Regions from separate parts of the Mus musculus genome. Here region 1 is linked to region 2. A link is a loop called in an ENCODE intact Hi-C map of the cell type or tissue named here. Cell type or tissue: heart. All regions are shown on one strand. Links, peaks and the distances in the headings refer to the core of each region. The heading gives the core; the rest is flanking DNA.

The links. A loop is a pair of places that touch in the nucleus more often than their neighbours do. Peaks named below come from ENCODE experiments on the same cell type or tissue, not always from the same donor. Only the 100,000 strongest peaks of a DNase experiment are listed, where the experiment ranks them.
Region 1: a loop joins it to region 2, with 2.1 times the contacts of the local background. A loop is called at or near these places in 7 of 42 quality-filtered maps.

Annotation. Positions count from the first base shown.
Region 1 is chr19:47,499,581-47,504,899 of GRCm38, forward strand. Stn1 (STN1, CST complex subunit) reads right to left here. Exons shown (of 10, transcript NM_175360.3): 10 at 1,453-2,137. The coding sequence ends at 1,980. Among named protein-coding and RNA genes, the nearest start is that of Gm19557, 11 kb to the right of the region's middle. In heart, for the core only: CTCF peaks have their summits at 3,190 (motif pointing left) and 4,199 (motif pointing left); a DNase peak (open chromatin) is centred at 1,061.
Region 2 is chr19:47,261,768-47,267,138 of GRCm38, forward strand. It overlaps Sh3pxd2a (SH3 and PX domains 2A), which reads right to left. Exons shown (of 15, transcript NM_008018.4): 15 at 1-5,371. The coding sequence ends at 5,220. Among named protein-coding and RNA genes, the nearest start is that of Mir6995, 9.1 kb to the right of the region's middle. In heart, for the core only: a CTCF peak has its summit at 2,709 (motif pointing right); DNase peaks (open chromatin) are centred at 2,077 and 2,714.

The DNA of each region.
Region 1 (5,319 bases), core at 320-5,319, 240 kb after region 2:
CACTAGGAATCAAGACAACTTAGTAAGCTACAGCGTATGGCTTAGGTGTAGACTGTGAGAAAGCTGTCGGTGGGCTTGACCTGAGCGTCTGGGGAATGGAGCCGGCATGGCATCTCCTGCATCGGGGGTGGGGCTTAGAAAGAAGCAAGGCAGTGCCTGGGGTGACCCAGAGACTGGCTCTGGACAGATTTAGTTGGTGACGTCTCTAAGACACCTAAGCAGTTGCCAGTATGAGGATATATGGGTGTGAAGACGGCAGACAGGCCCACAATCTCATGCCACCTGGAAAGAGCGGCAACAGGCAAATGACATGAGGTTAAGATCTCTGGAGAACAAGATAGCTAGAAATGAGGTCTGGGGCTGAGACTGACTCTTGAGCACGTGGGCAGATGGAAGCCTGAGTAAAGTTGCAGCCAGGGAATTTGGTGCCCTGAAAGGGAAACGTAGCAAGTGCTTCTAGAAGGGAAGAAACGAGGAGCTGCCTGTGCCAACCCACGCTATCCACATTTACTGACTATGTAAAGACACACAGGGAGTTTCATACCAATGGCATTAATTTCACACAAACTAGTCTGTAACTCCATTCTCCTCACAAATCTGGGGTACTGGCCATGGCTACAGTGGCTAGCCATCTGCACCATCATTTTAGTGGCTGTGTAGTATTTCATTGTGTGGTATATATTTAACTTCTCCAAATATAAATTATTGTAGATTAGACAGTGATGGACATCTTGCACGTTCATGATTCTCACACCTGTGTGCTTCCCCCCTCCCCCCCAAGGAATCCTCATGAAACTGCTCTATCTAGCACACGAGCAGTTTATGCTCTGATTCCAGGCTCCCTCCTTGATTAGTGGGAAAGCTCCACTACTCAGGATATAGTCATTCAACAGGGACCAGCTGCTGAGCTGGAAGAATTCCATGCAGATCTTGTTGAGCTGAGACCCTTTGGGAAGCACAGGGAAGAGAAGGTGGCTGTGTCGTCCCTATTAATACAGAGTCGCCAGAGGCCTGGAATAGCTCCTGGGCCCAAGGGATTTCCAGCTGAGCCATCCAGACTCAAGCTACGTCAAAGGCTAGCACAGCAGACTAAGGCAGATGTGCCCTCTGCAAAATGACTGTAATTAACTCTAAATCTTCCTCCATGCTTTCTTTCTGCCGGCTGGATCTGCCATTTGCTGTTGGAACAAGCCTGCTACATAACTCAGATGTTTTCTTTACCTTGTCATTCTGAGCATCACCTGTCTGGGCACATACCGGGCTTCGTCTGGATGGTGTCGGCACACCCTGCACACTCAGCGGCAACCTTGAAAATAACACTATCAGCCAGACAGTTGGCCGATAGCCTCTGCCATCTTCAGGGGCACCGAGGAACCACACATTTAGTTGGGCACCTCTCCTGAGTGCAGGGAAATGTTCTGAGACAACTTTCAAGTCATAAGGAAATGAATTGAAATGCCAAGCCATGCATTGGAGTTTTTATTCTTCAATGCAGATCTGCAAGCCTCAGCAGCCCTCACCGCTACTGCTGAAGTCCCAGGAAACTGAGGCAAACGTCAATTACTGTAGGAGACGATGCGCCTATACGAGCTCTTGACACATCAGGGGAGCCTGGTGGGGATGTATGTGGTAGCTTGGAGTGTGACGTTTTCAGACGGTGTAGTCTGCTATTTCTGCTCCAGTTCAGATGTGGAGGAGCCTTCGCCCTGGGATGCCCCTCTATCGAGACGGGGCCCCTGAATTCAGACACAGTGATTAAACCAGCAACACCGTTTTCTCCCATTCTGTTCTGAGTGATGGGAAGTCCAGCCAGGGAGCTGACAAGGAGGGCTTGTGTGTGTCATGGCTGACATCAGAGCCATCTGTCTCAGTCCTATTTTCCTGTGACTTATCAGAGCTTACTATGGGATGTGTAAGTCTTTACTGGGCCTGTGAGCAGAACCTAGGGTAGAGCCTCCCGCTTTGCTCCGCGGCTCTGCTCAGAAGGCCGCGTAGTAGTGGTCCGCGGTGCTGACGATGTCACTCTGGTCCTCCAGGAGCTCCAGCACCCGCTGCAGCACAGCCTTGCTCAGGTCCCAGCGGAGGTTGAGGTGCACACAGTTCAGGATGTGTAGCAGGTGGCAGCCCTTCTCCATATCTACAGGCAAGGGCAGACACCAGGTGTGACTGTGACAGCCGGGCCCTCCTCTGTCCCTCTCCAATGTGACATAGCCCGAGGCTCCACACGCATGCCTCTGTGACACAGCCCACTTCTCAGACTTCCAGTCAATCTGTATAGCCTATCCTAATGGCTGTGTGGTCCCTGATAAACCCTTTTCTCTGGTACACAGTACTGAATCCTGGCTTTCCAGGAGGCCTCTGGAGACTCACAGTAGAGCTGGCCTTTTCTTTGCTTTTTTCTTTTCTTTTCTTGTTTTTTTTTTTTTTTTTTTTTTTTTTTTTTGAGACATGGTTTCTCTGTTTAGCCCTGTAACTCACTCTGTAGACCAGGCTGGCTTCTACTCAGATATCCACCTGCCCCTGCCTCCCGAGTGCTGGGATTAAAGGCGTGTGCCACCACTGCCCAGCGAGAGCTGGTCTTTCTTAACTCAATGGGGTGGCTTGGCTAAGGGATTCCTACCTTGAGCCCGTCCCATGTTTCCTCTTCTGGCTTTCACTGCGTCATATCTATGGCAGTTGTAGTTTAGTAATCTTTCACCTTTTGACCCCAAACTAAGCACTGGGCACTCAGTGATGAAAGCTGAAGGCTGGCACCCCACCCCCTCGTGGGGTTAGTGATCATTACCTCTACGCTCATGTGTTAGCAGCCTCTTCTCCTTACCAAGCAGACTAAAGCAGACTAGAACGGAAGAACAAATGCACTGTGCTGTGTTCTGTCCCTCTACGTCATCTGGACATCTTCTGACATAAACAATATCCTAAGTCACAGAGGAACCTCATCACTAAAAGCCAGGCCCTCCTCAGAGCCCCAGCCCTGGCACACACCAGCTGAAGCTGGTCTACGCTCCCATGGTAACCAAAGGGCTCGAGTGGGGAAGGCTCTCAGAGAAGCAGCTTTGTACCCTTGAGCAAGTCACAGCACCCACGAGAATCAGTTCTGTTTACTGGTTGTGGGACAGGGAGCATTTGTGATCCTCTCATGGCCTGAGGTCCCAGGCTAACAAAGGTTAGATTGTGACCCCTAGTGGTTGAATATACTCATTACTTTCAAAATGCTGTCGTTGAAGAAGCACTCTACATGTGTGTTACAACGGTACATGTTACACAATACATGTTACACGGTACATGTTACATGGCACCCATTAGATGTAAAAAGGACACAGCGAATACACAGGGCGTGGCTGTGTTCCAGAGCTGGTCTTCCAGGGAATCTAGGTGAGATGCTTACTTGCACGTTTTGTGCTTAATTTTTCTACTCATGAGAACATTTCCAGAGTCAAAAGACATTTGGGCTGGGTGGTGGTGGCGCACTTGGCAGGCAGAGGTGGGCAGATTTCTGAGTTCTAGGCCAGCCTGGAACAAACTACAAAGTGATTTCCAGGACAGCCAGGGCTACACAGAGAAACCCTGTCTTGAAAAAACCAAAAAAAGAAAAAAGAAAAAAAGAAAAAAAAAAAACATTTGGATCGTACAACTCTTTTTTGGAAAATTTACCATTGTTATACCATATGTAAAGCTGAAATCCAGGCTTTTTAATCTAGAAGCCACCTACAGTAGAGAAAAATCCACACAACAATCCCACCTGAAATGTTTCTGCTTCAGTATTCAGCCAAGGGGCAGAGAGCTAGAGCGAGCCTTCAGGACCCCAGGCTAGAGGTAAGGGCTACCAGTCACTGTCCCGTCGGGAAAGGGAACCTCGCTTTTCTCACCCCTTTCTAGCCTAAATTAGAATTCTCTCAACAGCTTTGGGAACACCAATTCACATTCTTCAGGTAGACACCACTGTCACCTGCTCTGCAACCAGGCTCTCTCTGATGCCACATGCTGCCCACCTTCTGAAAGGACGAGCCCCTTAGTCCTTCATGGAGCTGATGCCGGCTTAGGCTTAGTGCAGACACTTTCCTTGCTATGGTCTCAGCCCCAGTCCCTCTAAATGTCAGCCCATCACTTATTAAAGGCCCAGTAGGAATGATGAAATGAATAGACTGACCTCTCTGGACAACTGTGGAATAGCATGTAGCCACTTAGAAGTTGGAGGCATCTTTCCACACACAGCGCAATTGCCAATGCCCTCTAGAGGTCAATGCTGGGTGCAGACAATGCAGATTATAGGCCAACCTTGAGTTTCTAGAAAAGCAGGATTGTGTGTTTGCATGTGCACGGAGCACCCCCAGACGGATGCTGGTCTGGTGTGGAGAGGGGGGTCTGAGGTCCTCTGAGCAGTTCTGCACTGTCTGACTTTTTAGGACCTGCGTATTTATTACTCAGTGCCACAGGTTATGACAAGAGAAAGACAGGTGACTACAGCCAATGCTAAGAGAGTTCCTGTGAGCCGGGCAGTGGTGGCGCATGCCTTTAATCCCAGCACTCGGGAGGCAGAGGCAGGCGGATTTCTGAGTTCGAGGCCAGCCTGGTCTACACACGGAGTTCCAGGACAGCCAAGGATACACAGAGAAACCCTGTCTCGAAAAACCAAAAAAAAAAAAAAAAAAAAAAAAAAAAGAGAGAGAGAGAGAGAAAGAGCGAGAGTTCCTGTGAGTATCCTAGGGAGTTATTCGCACTAGGTGATTGGCCGATAGCTCTTAGAGGCCTGCATGTGTTGGGAGCAGAGCTCAAAGGTCCTTGCACTCCCAGGTCTCCAGGAAACCAGGATGTCTTTCCAATGGAAAATACGTAAAATTTGTTTTTCCATTCAGAAATCTGGGAATCGGAGGTGATTAACAGCCTGATGATGTGCAATATCTGTCGGGCCAGGACAGATCAAACTTATTTTTTATTTTTATTTTTTAAGATTTATTTATTATTATATCTAAGTACACTGTAGCTGACCTCAGACGCACCAGAAGAGGGCGTCAGATCTCATTACGGGTGGTTGTGAGCCAACAGGTGGTTGCTGGGATTTGAACTCAGAACCTTCGGAAGAGCAGTCAGTGCTCTTACCCGAGGAGCCATCTCTCCAGCCCCCATATCAAACTCTTACAACCGGGACCAGTAATGACTGGTAATCTCAATGACTTGTACAGTCAGAGGCTCCCCCAACCAGGACCAAAGATACCTAGTAGTCTAAATGACCGTTACAATATCTGTATAGCCAAAGGCTCCCCCAAGCTTTCATAACCAGGACCAGAGGTGGCTAATAGCCTAAATGACCTCTCCACT
Region 2 (5,371 bases), core at 207-5,206:
AACGAAGTGACTAGCAGTGCTAACGTCACTCTCAGCACCGAGCTTAGGAAACATGGGGACATGAGACTATCAGATTGCCCCAAACGGGACTTATCAAAAATCCCAGCCGGTCATGAGGAGCCTTCCACACTCACAGGAAGCGATCTAAGGTTCGCTGTGGAGACGGAAGGCTCGCTGTGGAGACGGGAGGCACTGCTGTGTGGACAGCTGCAGGCCCTACTGTCTCACTCCTCATCTGCCAGCCTGCCTGTCCTTCAGAAACAAACCGTAACCCAGTAGCTCATGAATCCCCGGGGGTCTCATGCCAAGGAGAGGATGGAGGTGGGTGCCCTAATTTAATCACTTCAGCACTTCCATACTCAACAGTATCTTTTCCATGTCTTCATCTTGGTGCCCGGGACAATGGCCTGCCTGGGCTGCTTCTGTTCGCTCTGTTAATACCAGTGTGAAGTTTCCAACTAAATAATAAAATAATTACAAAAAAATTTTTAAAGACACATTGCACTCTCCAGCCAGAATCGTGTGAATGACACACATGTTGTCAGAAGCTGCGCGTCCCTTGGGACCTGCCCAATGCCAAGGACTAGTTCAATGGAGACTGCCTGCCCGGTACTCATTCTCTCTAACCCCATGCTATTCAAGTGGAGAATTACCACCAGTCTCTTTCTTCTTACACACACATATGCACTCATGAACTTCCCATGCTCGTGGAAATGACCACACACACACACACACACACACACACACACACACACACACATTCTCAGCCCTCAAAAAAGCGAGGGAATCTTAATTGGTTAGTGATGTGGACTGTTGTCTTTCCAGAGAGCTGCATGGGTATTCCAATTACGGCTATGCAGCCATATCTATTCCAAGGGAGAGACCCAAAAAGGGGCCCGGTCCCTCTTCCTATCTGTATAGAAATTCACACAAGATGGGTCAGAGCAGCAGGCCTACAGTACTATATAAACGGGACATACCAGCAAGGCCGTGCTTGCTATCCTTGGGGAGCCGAGTTCTGGAACTTGCTCCTCGCCCCCAAGAAGCCATCTTTTCCTGCCTCTTTTCCTTGCTGCATGAGAAAGGATGCTCGTGTGCACCTGCCTCAGGAGTTCCTGTTATTAGAGACAGGCTCATGCCTTTTGCCCAAGTCACTGAGATGAATGGGTGGCCAGGACTCAGCTCCAGGCCTACTGCAGGCCTGTAGGAACTGGCTCTCACTGGGTAAGTGGGGCTTACAGCACGCACCCTCCAGATGAGTTTGCTTATGGCCAGGATTCCTGCCCACAAGCTGAACTGAGGTTTTACAGTTTTAGAAAGACTCAAGCACACATCCAAAGCTTCATAGCCCACACACATCAGGAGGCTGGGGCGAGGGGGCTGCCGGTCTCTATGAGCAGCTGACTGCAAAACAGGAGAACGGGAGTGGATGTTCTCATTCTGCTCTGGGGACCGGCCCAGGAGGTCAAGAGCACCATGCCACATCCTTCTAGGTGGACAACACTGATGGGCTGTCCTCGGGTGGCTACCTCCCACAACTCCTCCCATTTTCTGCAGACAGACTCAACAGGGTCTCCACTGTCCCAAATCCCTCTTGGTAATATTGCACTTTTCCTGTCTCAGATTGTTTTCGTTTTCCATTGAGAATGCAAAGTCTTTAGAGGGAACAGGGGGCTCGAGTAGCCTGAAAAAAAATTATATATTAGTCAAACCCAGGAAAAGTCGGGGTGATTTCACCTGGTCCCCACCCCTTCCTAAAAAACAGAACACTACAACTTAAATAACTCTACATCTATTCTGCAAGTACTAGTCATATGAAAATAACATTTGACTGAAATTCCCTTGTCTTTTTTCCTTAGATGATAGACGCCGTAACATGCCTTGCAGGGGAAGCGAAGGGTATAAATGCCAGTAAAATACTCTCTAACATCTCAAAGTGCCTACGAGGGCGCTATATAATGCCTTCGTCCATTAGGAGTGAGAAAGAGGAACCCTTGGGGCCAGGCTTGGGGTAGAGAGTGAGGCCTTTGCAGACAGAACCCTAGTTGTGAAGGGAGCCTGGGGGGAGCAAACAGGAACCTGCTGCTGATGGACACCCCACTACCAGCTTCCTCCTGCTCCCCGACTGTGAGAGCACAGAGGAGCCAGGCAGTGTAGCCAGGCCAGCTACTGGCAAAGGATACGGTTTGAAGACTTTTCCCTCCACCCCTGTGATACAAGAAAAGGGTCTTTAAACTGAAAGAAAACAGAGCACCAGATGATGCGTCTTCGGGCATTATATAAACCTCAATAATGACCTCAGAAGGGCTCATTCTGATTAAAGTTGCAGTATACAGCAATACAATGTCATTTCACATTTTCAATCATAACAAATGGAAAACTAGGTTTGGACGTTTCTGAGATTCCACTTTTTTTCCTTTTAGTTCGATCTGGTTTTCCTCTAGGTGGGTCAGAGCCCCAGGCCCTTCCCTCAGCTGCTGTGGTCTGTCCAATATCACAAAGCAGCTCATTAGCTCTAAGGAAAAGCCCTCTCGCCTGGGGAGGGCTAGGATTCAGGGACACATCGCCTGGCATCTCTCGACCATGTCTGGGAAGGCCTGGTATGCACCCTTCTTGTTTCAAGTATTCTTTGTGCTGGCAGGGTTTGTGCTGTGCCCTGATGGGTTTGGTGGTGAGGGACCTTGGCTATGACTCCTTGCCCAAGTCTACATCCTGACACTAGGTGGCGACGTTCCCCACTTTTCCCAGATGCCTGAGCAACTCCCAGCCATCCCTGGGGCTGGATGTTACAATGTAAACACAATGACCACACAATAAACTAGAGGGGCAGGGGAGGAACACAGTACTAATGCAGTGCAGGAACCTGCCATTAGTTTGACAATTTGGGGAAAGTCATTTCCTGTCCTTGGGCTAAAGTAACAGGAATGGATAGTATGGAGTGACCTCTAAGGTCCCCCACCCTCCCTGTCCCACTTTTAAGGATCTATGATTTCAGGACACGGGGGATTGTGAGAGAATCTTTGGGATGTGGCAAGGACAGGGGAGGTGGGGAAGGCTGGCTCTGGGGATCCTGGTGGTCCAGTCCAACTGAGATGCTCTGTGCCTGGCAGCCAGGCGGGCGCACTAATGGAGCTGGCTCAATGCAGACATCTGAGGAGTGAGGCTGTGGCCCCTCCCCCTGGCAGACGGCTACGTCGAAGGTCCTCTCACCTGACAGCCACTCTACTTTAAATTTTATTTTAAATAGTCATAAATTACTTTTTTCCTCTTTTAATAAATACGTGCTGTTTTAAAATGAGAAGTGTATATGCTGCATCTTTAAGTAATGCACTTCGCTCTCCAGGTTGCTTTCCATTCCACCTTAAAGTGCATTAATGAAGAAATAATGAACCACTTCTTTATCATTATTGTTCAAATAAGTACAAATAATATCATGAAGACACTATACCACTATCATTAGTACTGCAATCTAGCAGATTAACTCAACAACCCCACTCTATTTAATACTGTCCAGCAGAAGAAAATTAACTAATTTCAATTTTAAACAAACTCATGAACACAGAAAAGGAAAATAGAACAATGTCACCACCACGGGCTTTTGACAGAGGAGGCTAGTGGGTTGCATCCACCTGTGGGAGAAACATGGCTTGGGGATCCAGGAGGTTAGGGTTGGGAGCTGAAGGCAGACCTGCCTGGGAGGTGGGGTGAGGGGCGCTCTTCCTCCCATGTCTGTTGGAACCAGCAGCCCTTGGTCAGAGGAGATGCTGGCAGCTCAGCCACAGGCTGTGAGACAGGATCTGTCCCAAGTCAAAGGCACGTATGGCATCCACTCCTGGCATGAGGGGAGTCCTGGAAGGACACTGCGGGCTTCTTTCCGGAGGGTCCCCTCTGAAATGTCAACCACTGACTCACGACCCAAAGCAGACAGAGGACTGTTTCCACTCCACTCTCTTTTGCTTCTCTGTTCCCCGGGGGGTGCTGCCCCTCAGGAAGATAGGGTTGGCTCCTGGCTTCAAAGTCCTCCATCTTCTTGGGTACCTTGCCAGCAGGCTAAGGGCACAGTGTCTGCTCTGGGCTGACCCAGCCAGGGTCCCTTCTGCCCAGGTTGGAGAAAGTGGGCAGAAGTAGGCAGATTAGCCACCCAGCAGGCTGCCCTCTTTCCCTCTTGGGCAGGAACCTGAACACTTTGTTTCACCGAGCCGGGGACTTGGCTTTACCCAGTTCCAAACTCCCTGCTAAGGTGCCATGCTTGGGCACTGTGTACACAGTGGAAACCTAAACAAACAATCTGGTTTATGGAAAGGCAAAAGACATTAAACCAAAACCCAAATAAAACATCCCTCCATGAATTCAACGGAAACCCCACCCACCACTACCCGTCTCCTATGTGAGGCTGAGCCCCTCGGGCCCCCAAACAACTTCTAAAATAAACCCCAAACCAAACGCTTGATATATAAACCTCCAACCGATAACCATTTCCCAAACATGCAGAAGGAATTGCCTACCCGGAAATCCTCGAGCAATCTCTAGATTAGGAGGAGACTCGCATCCTCTCGGCCAACTCCCACACTGTCCTCCACGTGCCCCGAGGAGGGCAACTCTCCTTGCCAGGCCAAGCCAGCACAGCAAGAGGAGACAGTCCTTGTTGGCACCTGGGAACTCTTTTAACTACCAAACATAGGCTGTGGCCTGGCCCCAGAAAGGGCTGAGCTCTTTGGAGACGCTGCCAAAGCCCAGAGCTGGTAGTTCTCCAGAAACCCATCAGTGGTCGGTGGTGGACTAGAGACCAATACAATCTCCAACACATCACAAGGGCAATGCAAGAATGACTTCCAGAGGCAAGAAGCCAGCCACTGAAGTGGCTGAGCAGGGCAGGACCCAGGACACCTCATGACATCTTTTCCAGATCTGCAGCAAGGCACGATTAGGCTTTTCCCACATGGCCTGTGCTAAATGACATATGGTCCATCCGCATGCAACGTGCAATGCGGGGATCCCGGGCCCAGGGCATTCCTGCTCTTCCCTTTCTCCTAAGTGTGCATGCCCATCACACCCTCCCTTCCAGCTGGAGGGTGTATTGGGGGGTCACATGTTCTGCAGGGTTCAATGTTGTCATCCCCCTCCCCCCCTCCCATCTTGTCCATCCCCGTGTCTGGCGTGCCGCAGCTCATCCAGTGGCAGCCAAGGCAGCACGTTGAGTCTGGAAGGACCCTGTGCTATTAGTTCTTCTTCTCAAGGTAGTTGGAGGGTACCCAGCCCTTGAAGGGCTTCACCTCATCCAGGATCTGGCAGTACCACCAGCCATTGGGGTTCTTCTCCAGCACCTCCATGGACACCCCCTCCTGGAAGCCAGCCGTCTCTTCGTCCCCCT